Regions from separate parts of the Homo sapiens genome. Here region 2 is linked to region 1. Evidence: chromatin loops called from intact Hi-C (ENCODE). Cell type or tissue: heart left ventricle. All regions are shown on one strand. Links, peaks and the distances in the headings refer to the core of each region. The heading gives the core; the rest is flanking DNA. Region 1 has its middle 330 kb from the start of FOLH1. Region 2 has its middle 20 kb from the start of FOLH1.

Evidence for each region. Peaks named below come from ENCODE experiments on the same cell type or tissue, not always from the same donor. Only the 100,000 strongest peaks of a DNase experiment are listed, where the experiment ranks them.
Region 2: it touches region 1 in a loop (5-fold over the local background); 32 of 110 quality-filtered maps call a loop at or near these places.

The regions. Positions count from the first base shown.
Region 1 is chr11:49,533,842-49,536,767 of GRCh38, reverse strand. No RefSeq gene overlaps it. Among named protein-coding and RNA genes, the nearest start is that of FOLH1, 330 kb to the right of the region's middle. In heart left ventricle, for the core only: no CTCF peak of the experiment used is centred there; no DNase peak of the experiment used is centred there.
Region 2 is chr11:49,227,421-49,230,346 of GRCh38, reverse strand. No RefSeq gene overlaps it. Among named protein-coding and RNA genes, the nearest start is that of FOLH1, 20 kb to the right of the region's middle. In heart left ventricle, for the core only: a CTCF peak has its summit at 1,073 (motif pointing left); no DNase peak of the experiment used is centred there.

The DNA of each region.
Region 1 (2,926 bases), core at 287-2,786:
CATGTTTAAACTGCTTAGTTAAGTTGCATATAAATTATTTCTCCTCCAAGTTCTCAGCATACATATCCAAAAGTTTAGCTTCAAGGTCATACTTTTCTCAGAGAACAATAACTTAAAAATAGTGCCACTGGTTTCTTGAAGAACTTCCAATATTTGAAGTATTAATATAAACAGATATTTATTAAAATTATTGCTTCTTAATGTGTTATGCTTCCCAATGTGTTACGTTATTTATTAAAATTATAGCTTCCCAGTAAGGTGGCAGAACCCTTCAAGGAAGCTTATGTTAAATACATAATTATTTTGATTACCTTGGGTTCTTAAGACATTTCTTTTCAGTTTAAAACATAGTTTTCTTATCAGAATCCTCATTCTTTCCATTCTATTCAGAAAAGACTTGAAATTTGAAGAATAGTAGAGGACAAAGATGGTTGATCTACTGTTTGAACATTTTTCCCTGATTTAGCACCTGGAACAGAAGTAGATGACTTTGCCTTTAAACGTCCTTCATGTTTTCTCTCTATCCTAGTTTCTCGTTACTTTACCACTGAGGCAAAGAAGAAGAATTGAGAGAAAAATAATCCTCTTTTGTGGCTGCTGATATGGTAGTATAGAGAAGGTACCCCTGACCTTACCCAATCTGATGCTCAGATGCTCCAGGGGTATGTTGGATTCTGTATTATTGATGAGCCTAGTTTTCTGATGGTATCCAGATTCATTTAGTTATCTCTCTTCAAGAACCACTCATACAATACAGCCAAGCTCCTCAACAATGTCACCAAAGATATATGCTGTCAACCACTTCTCTGGGTTGGGCAATTTATTGCTTGACCAGTCAGCTGGCTAGGATGCTTCCTAAATTACATCTCCCAGCTAACTTTTATTAACTTTATGTGGAGCTATTGGAACACTGGAGCCTGCTTCTGCACTTCCAAGATCATCAGAGAATTCAAATGTTGTAGGGTCACCACCATATTTTCTTCAGACACCATATTTTATCTTAGAGTTCTGCTGGCCTAGGTTGCTCTGGAAGGCTCTAGATTTAAGATATGCCTATACTAAAAATAGACACCAAATATATCTATCTTCATATGTATACCTACACTTTAGGTCAAGCTCCCTCAAAAATAATCTCACCATGCCCCAGACTGACAGGCCAGATAATTTGTTTTTCAATCACCACTACTCAGGTAGTTAATAAGATACCAATACCCTCTTTTCATAAACCAACCCATTCTTAATTAGAGATTCTCCTGGGACACTCTTTACTAGATCTGAAGGAAGATAACATCTCACTTTTCTTTTTCTTTTTTTTTTTTTGAGATGGAGTCTCGCTGTGTCACCAGGCTGAAGTAGAATGGTGTGATCTCGGCTCACTGCAACCTCCACCTCCTGGGTTCAAGCGATTCTCCTGCCTCAGCCTCCTGAGTAGCTGGGACTACAGACACATGCCACCATGCCTAGTTAATTTTTGTATTTTTAGTAGAGGCTGTGTTTCACCGTGTTGGCCAGGATGGTCTCAATCTCTTGACCTTGTGATCTGCCTGCCTCGGCCTCCCAAAGTGCTGGGATTACAGGCAACACCTCACTTTTCTCTCCATTTCAAGAAAAATGCTTGTGCCTATGCCTGTGCCTAATCCAACAGCCAACGTGGTTACAGCCCAGTTCCCCAGAGAGCCCACCACACAGCCTGTTGGCACATTGTGCTCATATTCACCCAACATGACCAGCCCAGAGACACAACCTCAAGCAATACCACACCACCACCATCACAGACTCCTATAGCCTAGACCACAGAGGCAATAACAGATATCATGGACAAGGATTTCAACCGAAGTAACTGCATGGAGGTCATACTACAGAATCCATCCACAGCTAAAGGCAATGTACCATACCCAACTGACATCCTAGGATCCATCTTCAGGGAAAAGTCTTTTCTTACAAAAGCACTCGATAAAATAGGGGAAAAATGACTGTTCTACTAGATTTGCAGATATCAACACACGGGCACCAGACACATAAAAAGACAAGGAAATTTGACACCCCAAAGGAACATAAGTCTTCAGAAACAGATTCCAAAAAAAAAGTATTTCTGAAATGCCTTAACAGGAAATAAAAATAGTGATCTCACAGGAACTCAGGATACAACAAAATACAGACAAACAATTCAATGAATTCAAGAAAATAATTTGTGATAGGAACGAGAAGTTCAACAATAAGATAAGTATCATATAAAAGAACCAAGCAGAAATCTTAGACCTGAATAATTCAATGAATGAAATATAAAACACAACTGAGAGTTTCAACAAAAGACTAGCTCAAACAAAAGAAGGAATTTCTGAACTTGGAAACAAGTCCTTTGAAATAACAAAGTCAGAAAAATATAGAAATAAAAGAGAATAAAGAGATACTACAGTACTTATGAAACATCATTACATGAACAAATATTTGGAGCATCATATTACTGTAGGAGGCACAGAAAACCTATTTTACACAATAATGATTGAAAACTTCACAATACTTGAGCGAGATATGGACATCCAAATCCAGGAAGCTAAAAATTCCCCAGTTAGACTCAGTGTAAAAAGATTCTCTCTAAGCCATGTTATAATCAAAATGTCATTTGTCAAAGACAAATTTTAGCTCACACATATGAGTGAAGCATGCAGTATTTTTCTTTCTGTGTCTTATTTCACTTAACATAATATCATCCAGGCTCATTTATGTTGCTGCAAATTACAGCATTTAATTCATCTTATGGTGGATAGTGTTCCATTGTGTGTGTGTGTGTGTGTGTGTGTATATCTGCAGATACAGTGTTCCATTGTTTGTGTGTGTGTGTGTAACATTTTCTTTGTATATTCATTTGCTGATGGATACTCAGGTGGATTTTATGTCATGGCTATTGTGAATAGTGCTGCAGTAA
Region 2 (2,926 bases), core at 113-2,612, 310 kb after region 1:
CTCTGAGTAAAATAATGACAAAGAAAATGGCTGAGAATACAAGAACCCACACTATGGAAGGAACTACATGCAATGAAAATAGCTAACTGAAACATAAATATGCACAGAAAGAGATAAATGAGGCATTCATACAACAACAGTGTCTGAGTCTACCACAAGTGGGTTATGATTACGGCACGCTGTGGAGCAGCATGAATAAAAGATTAAGTGGTGCATATTTTAGGTAGGTGGATGGGTGAACATTGCAGAGAACTGGTTTTTTTAAAAAAGCAAGCATATTCAGATTAGGTATTCAGAAATACCTAATATAAATAATTCATTTTCCTCTGAGAGTGAAACCCCAAAAATGACAGTCACTAAAAGTATATTTACATGACACCTTAAACAAATTTTGTGTAATGTTTTTATAATAAAAAAATGAAGCAATCTCTAGATGGAGAAGGTATTTCACACAATGTGTACCACCAATATACAGAGACTGTGTAGAAGTGAGAGTGACCATAAAGGTTTCCCCACTTCATGGTAGGTCAAAGCCTAGCAGAGACTGTGTTTAGAATAAAATAGAGTATGCAATAGGTACTCATTATTCTCACTTATGCTGACTTCCCAAATCATCCCTGGTAGTAAAGTCTTCTGGCTACTTTCCAAGAAATTAGCAAAAGAAGGGAATAGAATCACTGGATGTTAGAGCTTGAAGATTGTGAGGTTCTTTGGCCACCCTTATTTTCAGATGAGGATATCTTTCACAGCCCAGAAAGGTAAAGAAATCTACCAGGTGGTCAAATATTTTAAAATGACAGAATTGGGGCTAAAATACAGGAGTCTCAATTCCCAGTCCAGCGCTCTTTCTTACACACTAAGCCATGCCAAAATCCACTCTAAAATAAAACCCTAAAGCTACTAGCCTTAACATTTATAAGGTGTTTCCGCAAGGACATAGGTTTTGCTCCATGTGTTTTTGCTCCATAGGTTTTGCCTCATGTGAGGTCTTTGTTTCCTTCTTGTTTAAAGAAAGAGTGACCTGGACAACAGTCTCATAGTGACATCTGGTGACTAAGTCAGGGTAATACAAAACATAAGAAGAAGAAAAATAAAGTATCAATGTGCTTTTGTTTGTTAAGATTTAGGTAGGACAATTAAATCCAAAACTTAGAGGACACATTGTAATTCCTTAAGATTGTGTTTCATGGTTCCCTTCTTCTTTAATATATCTACAAACAAGGTGATGTTTTATATTAATTCTCTTTTTGTAATAACAGTGAATTATTGCCAATCTTGTGGCATCTGAGTCTACATAAGCTATTCAACAAAGATTTATGAGAACCTACTATGTGACAGAAGCAGTTGTAGCTCCTCGGGACACAAAGCCTAGTTGTGGAATTAACCCAATACAGCAAACTATGAAATAATGTGATAAGAGCTAGAGTTAAGACACACATAAAATGTGCTGAGGAAAGAGTGACTGACTGACTGGTAAGTCAGAAATGCTTTAGAGAAAATGAGACCTTTTTAACTTAGCCTTTAAAAGTTATTAGGAGTCCACCTGACTTAAAAAAAACAAAAATTCTCAATTCATTCTCTCAAATATAACAAAAAGCATCCAAAAATATATTTTTATTAAAATTCATTCCATGAGTGTGATTTTCAGTGACATTGCTTCGTTATTGATTAGCTTAGTCCTTGCAAAGAAAAATTATATGTTGCTGCTTCTGGTCAATAACACAGGTAGAGAATACCTAGTATCCTCAATATCTTCTATTTCCTATTTCAATTTCTGGTACAGAGGTCTGGGGAAGAAACCCTAGAGTTGCCTGCCTTTAAGTATTCAATTGTTACTTATATAGGGTCTTCTATATATCAGGTTCTCTTTACGGTGCTGGAAATGAAACAGTGAACAAAATCCATGCCCTCATTGTACATATATTCTAGAGGGGAAAACAGTCAATACATAGATATGTCACATATGTAGTAGGTTAGATGGCTGTAAATAGGAAGAGAACTGTGCAGGGATGGGGTTTGATAGTGCTGGGGTAGGAAAGCGTAATCTTAGATACGGTTGCCAGGGAAAACCTCCCTGAGAAATTGGCATTTGAGGAAAGGCCTGAAGGATGTGATGGAAAAAGATAAGCAGATATTTTGCAGATATTTAAGGAAGAGAGCTCCAAGAAGAGGGACAATCAGAACAAAAGGCCTTTGCTGGGAATGTGCTAAGAGTGGAAGCACACCAAGGAGGACAGTGTGGCTAATGAGTGAAGCCTGAAAAAAGTAGAAGAAATTAGGTCTGAAAAGAAGTGGGGACCAGATCATGTAGGGCCTTGTTAGCCTTGATAAGGAGGGTGGTGGGAATCACTGTAGACTTTGGGACACAGAGGTGACAAGACCTCTAACCCAGATGCTATGTTCAGAACGGATAATAAGGAAGCAAATGCTGAATCAGAAATACCAAAAGTAAAGCATCGTATTTATCCAAGAGACAGCTGATGGTCATTTCAAGAAAAGTTAGCAGTGGAAGAGGAGTAATTAGATTCTTGACACATTTAAAAGGCATAATTAACACGACTGATCGATCAAATATGCATGGGGAAATTAGAAAAGTCACTTCGAGAGTGACTCTGAATTGCTTAGGCAATGGGAAGAAATAGACATTTAATGAGATAGAAAATGTGCAAGAGAACCAGGTTTGGAAGAGCAGGACATCAAGAGTCCAACTTAGGATATATTAAATTTGATGTGTCTATTAATTGTTCAGGTAAGGATGTTTAGTAGGAGTTGAATAGAATCTCGAGTTCAAGGGAAATAACATTTGACCATCATCAATATTCAGATACTATTCAAAGGCTATGTGATATCACCTTGTGAGTGAATGCTGATAGAGAAAGGATCTAAGGACTGAACCCTAGTGAACTCCAGTGGAGGGATGAGATAA